Linked DNA regions of Homo sapiens: regions 2 and 3 are each linked to region 1. A link is a contact called in ENCODE Hi-C or POLR2A ChIA-PET data. All regions are on one chromosome and are shown on one strand. Each heading gives the region's core, a stretch centred on a gene start or an enhancer-like site at or near the end of the contact. The rest is flanking DNA. Distances are from core to core; before and after follow the strand shown.

What was found. A loop is a pair of places that touch in the nucleus more often than their neighbours do. ChIA-PET counts read pairs that join two places held with the same protein, here RNA polymerase II (POLR2A). Pooled maps may share reads with other maps.
Region 2: a loop to region 1 is called in a map of naive thymus-derived CD4-positive, alpha-beta T cell, with 13 times the contacts of the local background. The contact joins the enhancer-like site here to the promoter of TANK in region 1. A Hi-C loop is called at or near these places in 2 of 168 maps with a recorded cell type or tissue (CD4-positive, alpha-beta memory T cell and naive thymus-derived CD4-positive, alpha-beta T cell) and 8 of 50 pooled maps. POLR2A ChIA-PET finds 5 or more read pairs at or near these places in 1 of 52 experiments (T-cell).
Region 3: a loop to region 1 is called in a pooled map, with 2.4 times the contacts of the local background. The contact joins the enhancer-like site here to the promoter of TANK in region 1. A Hi-C loop is called at or near these places in 1 of 37 single-sample maps with no recorded cell type and 10 of 50 pooled maps. POLR2A ChIA-PET finds 5 or more read pairs at or near these places in 2 of 52 experiments (MCF 10A and activated T-cell).

The regions. Positions count from the first base shown.
Region 1 is chr2:161,158,986-161,161,685 of GRCh38, reverse strand. TANK (TRAF family member associated NFKB activator) reads right to left here and starts at 1,258. Exons shown (of 8, transcript NM_001199135.3): 1 at 1,200-1,258. It overlaps TANK-AS1 (TANK antisense RNA 1), which reads left to right and starts at 1,396. Exons shown (of 3, transcript NR_187173.1): 1 at 1,396-1,554; 2 at 2,450-2,521. RefSeq lists an enhancer at 785-1,548.
Region 2 is chr2:162,009,985-162,012,684 of GRCh38, reverse strand. DPP4 (dipeptidyl peptidase 4) reads left to right here. Exons shown (of 26, transcript NM_001935.4): 20 at 698-892. Among named protein-coding and RNA genes, the nearest start is that of DPP4, 63 kb to the left of the region's middle. Within about 2 kb of position 1,429, at least 4 of the 41 ENCODE cell types and tissues checked have a DNase peak (open chromatin) inside an H3K27ac peak, as active enhancers do.
Region 3 is chr2:160,209,438-160,212,137 of GRCh38, reverse strand. No RefSeq gene overlaps it. Among named protein-coding and RNA genes, the nearest start is that of ITGB6, 11 kb to the right of the region's middle. RefSeq lists enhancers at 1,570-1,619, 2,270-2,339, 2,480-2,569. Within about 2 kb of position 1,338, at least 7 of the 41 ENCODE cell types and tissues checked have a DNase peak (open chromatin) inside an H3K27ac peak, as active enhancers do.

The DNA.
Region 1 (2,700 bases), core at 9-2,508:
GAGCTACATATGGCAAGACTTTCACCATATATATATATTTAATCTGAAACAGATTATCGAACAGTATGCATAATCTCATTTTCATAAGAAAGCAAAATAACATGGTTATGCACATACAGGAAAGATGTGGAAGGCTTGGATTACAACTGGGGAGAGGACTGAGAAGGATTTCACTTCCTGCTTTGCACATAGTTGTATTATTTGAGGATCCCTCCTCTCTCAAATGAGGACACAATAATTTTTAACAGAATGCACTGCTTGCTTCTCTGCTACCTCTCGTTTGGGTGTGTATTCCAACCGCGGTAAGAAGGCAGGTCATTTTCTTTTCCTTCAATTTCACGTCGCTTCTTCACTTCCTTTACTACCATCTCTCCCTTATTATAACTTGTCAAAAGCATCTCCTGTGAGGTGAGATAAACACCACTTTACATAGCAAGGCTGCTTTACTTTTGCTCGTTATAGCATAACAATAAAGGCACAGCTCTTCTTTGATTATCCTCCCCCTTTCTACTTCTAGAAAAGCACAGCTTTTTTGCCTGTAACTCGTTGCTAGTCAGTTTACACCGGCGTGAGGACTCTACCTAACGCCTGGGTTCCCACTGTGGGCGGGGTTGGCTTCTGTTCTTCCTGCCTTGGCCACCCACTCCCTCCGTGACCCTCTGGGAAGTTACCCAACTTCTCATTGACCAGGCTATGATGACACCCCACAGGAAGGCAGAGGGGAATTGTGCAACCACCTTGGGAAAACAACAGAAAGAACCAATTAAGTTTTCGAAAGAGTAACCACGATACTACTTGATTCTAGGAGGCAGTCTCTCTCCCGAAGGGAAGTCGGGAATGTTCCTGGAGGGTCCACTGCTCACCTCGACACCGCAGGCCCTTCCACCCCCATTTCCCGGGCAAAGCAGCCGGGACGAGTCCCTCCCTTGAAGCCGTTGGGGCAGAGGCCGACGATGCTATGCTGACATCGCGGGCCCGGAAACCAACCCACAAGGAGTCCGCTCCGGGGGAAGGACTCGCGTGGTTTCTCCCGCACAAAATCCCTCCCCAAACTGCAAATTGGTTGTCTCCGCTGCTCCTCGGCTTCTCTCCCTGCGGCGCCCCTACTGTCAGCGCGTCCCTCTCGCTCACGCATACAAATTCTCCGACGTCGTGCTTGACGGATTCGGACACACCAATTCACAAAGTTTCTTACTCACACAGTTCACGCTTTCAGCTGCGTTCCCTCTCCCCTCAGGTCGCCGGCGCCTGGCCGAGTGACTCCAACCGGAAGTTGCATTTTGTTCCAGTTCAGAGGGCAGTGCCTGCGCGCGGAGCCATTAACTCTTCACCTCCACCCAACAAGGCCAGGGCCCTTCCGCCCTGCCCCACCCAGCCCAGGGCTCTTCTGCCCCGCCCCTGCCCGCCCCGCCTAGCGCCCTCCCCCAGCCCTGCCCAGCCAAGTCCCCGCCTCTTAGAAAAAAAAAGCGTCAGCAGCGGAAGAGAATCCTATGTCAAGTGTAAAGGTCACTTGTGAGTCTTTGCTGGATTTTTTTGCCAAACGATAAATAACCGGTAAATAAATAACCAGTAAATAAATAACATCACCCTATATATGAGTTAGAGTACACAAGAATCACCTGAGAAACAAAATGTAGTTTCACCAACCGACTCCTACAGCTTTCATTTCAGAGCAACTGGAGTGAAGCCCAGGAACCTGCATTTTCAACAGATCCTCGTAAATTTATGTAATTAAACGTGGTTAAAGTCCACACTCTGAGAAACACTACATATACACATACCCATTTGGTTTCTCCCCAACTGGTAGTATTTTTCACTAAATGTATTTGTTAAAGAGGAATGGCTGGAAATGGAGGTGGAACTTTATTAGAAAATTTCCCATGAATTAAGACTTTCCCATTATTCCAATTCCTAGCCATGCATGAATATTATCTAAGATTCATATCTTAGATACCGCAAGAAAGATATCTTTTCCCTTTAGGGCAAGAGGATGAGGTCTGGCTGCCCCAATTTCTCCCTGTATTTCTGAATCATGGATGTTTACACATCTTTCCTTAGGCCAGTAAGTCCAAGGATTTAAAAACCTGCCAAGTTGCAGTGCATTCTGTCTAGTTATCTTGAATGTTGCTGTATACTTTTAAAAGTCAAAGCCTAAATATATTTGAAACAATGTTTTTAACAAACAGAAACTTCTTATATATAACGTTTTGACCAGTTGAATAGTTTTCTTGTAATAAGTAATTGAGTTAAACATCACAATACAGTACTGCTTTAAAAAAATTATTTAAACTTTTTTTGAGGGCAGTTTTAGATTCACAGCAAAATGGAAAGGAATGTCCAGAGATTTTCCATATACTTTCTGCCCCGACACAAGCATAGCCCTTCCCCATTATCAACATCCCTCACCCCAGTGTGATGAAAAAAAGCTGTTATAAATATCTGTGTGCAGGTTTTTTTGTGCGGACATAAGTTTTCATCTCCTTTGGATAAATACCAAGTAGTATGATTGCTGGATCATAAGGTAAGAGAATGTTTAGTTTTGTAAGCAATTGCCAAATTGTCTTCCAAAGTGGCTACCATTTTGCATTCCCACCAGGAATGAATAAGAGTTCCTGTTGCTCCAAATCCTTGCCAGCATTTGGTGTTGTAAGTGTTCTGGATTTTGGCCATTCTAATAGATGTGTGTCATATTTTATTGTT
Region 2 (2,700 bases), core at 180-2,679, 850 kb before region 1:
GAGCTTTACAGAGATTGTGCACACAGCTCTGTGTAGGGTAGATGGTAGCCTGTGAAGATTGCAGATACAAGGGAGTTAAACTTGTTAGTATATAGAATGCCCAATGACATGCCCGTTTTCCAATGCAACCTGTTTCTTCCTCTGAAGTTTTAAATGTTAGCATTCATTCATACTGCAGTCCATTCCACAATGATTTACAGTCATTGTGAGCAAGACTGTGCCGGGTGCTATGGGAAATGCAAAGCATATGATGCAGAAGTCAAAGTCCTTAAAGAAGGAAATAAACTTGCAGTCCAGGAGTATTGTGTTAAGCTGAGATGGAAAGATATCCAAAGCTGCATTTATTGTTGTCATCATCATTTTTTTTATACCACAACTCCCCCTTCTTAACTATTAGAGAAATTATTTCTTTGATTTCCAAGATTACATTAATACTTCTAAAATCTTGGCCTATGAAGTCTGTGTTTGATAACTATCTTCAAAGACAAAACTGACAAGTATCTTTGAAGGAAATATACAACCATGGTAGTTGTGTTGCTAAGTTTTAGAGGACTCATTCTGGACACCCCATAGGCTGGCACAGTTTAAGGCTCATGATTGGGAAGGATGCATACTTCTCCACGGAGAAGAGAAATGTAAGCATTCCTCATTTGATTCCAGAAAACCATGAAAGCTAACAATTTGGTATTTTTCATAGGTATGCAGGCCCATGTAGTCAAAAAGCAGACACTGTCTTCAGACTGAACTGGGCCACTTACCTTGCAAGCACAGAAAACATTATAGTAGCTAGCTTTGATGGCAGAGGAAGTGGTTACCAAGGAGATAAGATCATGCATGCAATCAACAGAAGACTGGGAACATTTGAAGTTGAAGATCAAATTGAAGCAGCCAGGTGAGTGACTAGGAGATGAAGTCAAAGGTCATCTGATTTTTTTTCCCCTTTAAAATTTACATTTTAAAGCTGTAAAGTGTAAATAATTTAAAGTGTTCTGGGATGAATTTGTAATCTTTTATCCTTACGGTAGGTTTTAGTGAAGATGTTATGTTTAAATAACAATATATTACATTATAGATTGATATGAAGTTCAAAAAAAAAGCATTTCCTAAATTCCTCTCTGTATGAGACTCTAGAAAGGGAGTTGGCATATGTCCTACCACATTCTAAGAACAGAAAATCAAAATTCATCAGACTCGGGGACAAACTGAGGAATAAATGTACCCTAGTAAACATCTGACTAAACAAGCCAAGCCCATTCCTTCACAGTCAAGGATACTGTGTACATTTCCTTCAGTGTACATTTACGTCATAGGCAGTGACAACTCTGAAGTCCTAGGAGTAGCTCCTACAGTCTGGATGAGGGTGACTCTGCTATTTTGGGAAAATTGTGGAGCACAACCATCATCGGTACTATGTATAAGGGCTCTGTTACGTATGAACCACATCTCATTCTTGTGCTCTTCACTTATGGGACTATAACTAGATGTGATCTGGCTCAAGAGATGTTAACAATCAATGATGGTTACTCATAAGATGCATGTTGCATGAGAAGTGCTTTACCTGCAGGCATTGTCGCTGAAGCCCCGAGAGGTGGGTGTTCTTACCCCATATTTTAATTAAATAAATAGAGACTATTAGGTTAGGTAGCTTGCCAAAGTGAATCAGGATTTGAATCCAGTCTCATTCTGACTCTTATATTTAATTACATTCAACTGGTATGTGGGAAATGTAACTTTGAGTTTCTGTAACCAACAGCATGGATGTCTGGGGAAGCATAATAGGGAGGGTGGTTGAAAATAATGTTATGAAATCATAGACTAGGAAATGCAGAAGGATCCATGAATGATGAAATAGATGGAGAGAGGAGAAGATGACAATTGATTAAGGATTCCTGAGGAAAGAAATTCTCTTTTACTAAAGTTAATGATTAGCTATTTTCCTTAACAATTAAAAAATAGAGATTTAGAATAAACAGGGGATACATTTGTTTGAGAGTGAGGCTTTGATATTTTAAAAATAAACTTGTATCTATCCAGATCGCTCCTCTATGAGAGAGGGCATAGTTTCCAGGGTCTCTCAAATCTGACCAACAAAAGTCCTAAAATTACAAAATTAAGGATCTACTATATACAACCCCAGTTAAATAAGTATTGAGAAATAGTGCGTTTATACAGTGGCACACACTATTGCAGCAACTAAAAAGAGCTAAGCATAACAACATGGATGAATTGCATATACTGTTGAATGAAAGAAGCTGGACACAAAAGTGTACATCCTGCAAGATGCAATTTATGTAAAGATAAAAACAAGGCAAAAGTTCAGTGAAATTTTTATGGAATTCAATAAAAGAAAAACATTTCCTTTTGTCCCTTTGCAAAGAGGGAAATGCCTTAGAGGCTTCTGATAATATGCACAGGCCATGATTTCAAGGATACATTCACTTTGTAAAGGTTGATCAAATTATACATGAATGATCTGTTGCACATTGCTGTATGTCTGCCTCCTTCAATTTTACAAAGTTTACGTGGAAAAGATGAGTTGAAAACTATTTTAATTTTTTTCTAGCACTGCTTAACTTAGGGCAACCTAGGACATATTACATGAAAACACAAAGACTGTCAAAATCAAGATAGGTTAATGCAAAGGTCTGCAACCACCCACAATGCTAAAAATTTGAGTTCCATTTGTCAGGTATTTTTAAG
Region 3 (2,700 bases), core at 89-2,588, 950 kb after region 1:
TGCTCCCACCTTGCCTGATGCCTGCATCATAAGAAAGCAGCAGAAAATCCAAGTTTGGAAAAAATGCTGCACACTTTCTCACCTGAAGAGATGCTTCCTACCTTAGGAAGAGAATGCTGTTTCCTTAACGGAGCTACTCTTCTGGACCTTCTGCAAGTAAGATGGGTAGATGGACAGACAGGCAGATGACAGCTTGAGGACAGGCTATTGTACCAAAAAGAAAGAGACCAAGGGCAGATGCAAGCAGCAACTGGGATCCTCTGCCCAGAAGATACAGGAAAACAATAGATAGCCGTATTCGAAATTCATTTCGCAAAGAAAACCAGTCTACGTCATTCAGTAATAAAACTGTAGTATCTGGGCTATAGTCACTAGGTTAACTATACTAGGTTATAAGGCTGGGTCTGAGTCCAGAAATTTATAATGAGCCATCACTATTGCAAGTGTTTTATCTGAACTATTATCAAAATGGACCTCCTCTCTGGGCTTTCCTGGGAAAATGAATCGTCTCCTGGAAAACCCATCTTGAAAGATCTTTGAATTGCAGAATGCACAAAAAAGGCAGCAGTAAACACATGAATTCACACCCGCCTTTTCCTAAGAAATCTGACTACAATATTATCATAGGATAATGAAAATAGTTTTTTGTTTAATTGTTAAACAAAAGTAAACAATTTTCTTCCCTGTGGGGCTTCTTGAAGTGTTTAATAGGTTATAATGCACATTGTGAGTTTCTGATGGAAGATTTAATAGTCTATATTAAATAAACTGCAGGAGCATTTCATTATCAGGGCAAGGATTAACAGCTCACTTCAGATCACATTTTAGGAAGCTGTGCTCCTCCTCCAGCAACATTCATAAAAATAAATCCTTCTGTTGGTTAACGTTTAAATCCTGTCTTCCTAATCTTTGGTTGCCTAATAGGGCCTAAACAATTTCAAGACCAATCTATACCATGCCACAAATGTCCAATAATCAATCCACCAAGGTCTGGACTGAGACCAGGGCTGACAACTGCCTTTTCCATGCTGCTGAGCCTTACTCTATTGGTGTCCAAGATAACTTAATTTCATCAACGCATAGGGAATGTTTGCCCCTCCCCCAATATTTGCAACTAACAGCAATTGTCTTTTATCAAAAAACTTTCCTATTTGTGTTTTGATTGAAACTTTAAAACATCGAACTCCTTGATATAAAGAAAATGATTCATTTCCTTCCTTTAATAAATGTTGAAACTACTGTGAGCCTCTCGCTTCATCATGCCTCGGTTGTTACACCCTCAACCGCTAGGGGGTGCCAGGAAAGGGCCCTGGGCTCAGGAGCAGCAAAGTTCCAGCCAGAGTAGTCAGGACGCAACAGAGATTGCAGCCCAGGCAGGTGGTTTTCATACTTCCCCAAACAAGCCTCACACCTGACTGCTCACCGGAGCCGCTTTTTGTCTGGAAGTAATTATGCCCAACAATATATAGATTCGTTACGTCTGTTGTGGTGTAAAAATCTGACACACCGTCTTTAATTAGAGGCCAGCTGAATTTGCTTTAAAGGCTTTTCTTCTTTCTCCACTTCCAAGTCTTGAGACATCACCAGGTTAATGCCATTTTGATTAGCTTGTTAGAATAATTTATTGTTTAGCCTTTTTAACGATTAGGGTGTTCACCTCATACCCAATCCTTTACTCTATTTGATTCCCTGAAAACTTACTGACAGGATTCACTGAGTATGCATCTGAAACAATCAGAAAATTCCATAAAATGGCAGTTAAAAGTAATAAATCCTCCACGGACCCACCCAAGGATGTGCCTCAAACATGATCACTGGCTGAGGCAAGAGGATCACTTGAGATCTAGAGTTTTAGGCCAGCCTGGGCAACAAAGTAAGACCTCCATCTTTATAAAAAATTTTTTTAATTAGTTTGGCATGGTGGCATGTGCCCAGCTACTTAGGAGACTGAGGTGGGAGGATCGCTTGAGCCCCAAAGTTTAAGGCTGTAGTGAGGCTAGGATTATGCCACTGCACTCTAGCCCAGTGATAGAGTGAGGCCTTGTCTAAAAAAACAACAATAAAAAGATAATAATTACTGGCCACCATTTCTCCCAGCTTTTTAAAGGATTAGAACTTTCCCTATTGTTGCAGCTGAATAAATTGCATCTTTAAGGTCAAAAGAAGTTTGAAGTCCTTCCACTTTCCAAGGAGTTTTTAAAAGAAAATATACCCATCTCTTCTGCCTTCTTAAGAGGAGTATTTTTTTATTCTGTTAGGGGAGACTTTTGTTACTGAAACTAACCCCAATTAGTCTATCAGCACAGCTAGAGAGAACTAGAGGACCACAGGGATTTTCCAGGTTTTCTTTTGCAACCAAAAAGTCATGGGGAATTCCAGAACAGAAGATGCTGGCTAATCAGACCTCCACTGGACTGAAGGAATGTTAACACAGCATACAAACAGTCTCCATACAGCACTGGCCTGCATAGTTCAGACCTTTCTGGTTCTACCATGGAATGCTTTTTGCAGAGTTATGACTCCTCATGACCCTCCAAGTTGTTAGAGCAGATTAGAGCTCCCGATGACTCTGCTGATGAGCAGATGGTATTCTCTCTCTGAAACAGCTGGAGAACCCTGGTGGTGATGGTGGGGTTATTGATTCAGGGCCTCAATAACTGCTAGAGTCATCGTTGATCCCTTGATTTCTCTCCCTCCCTA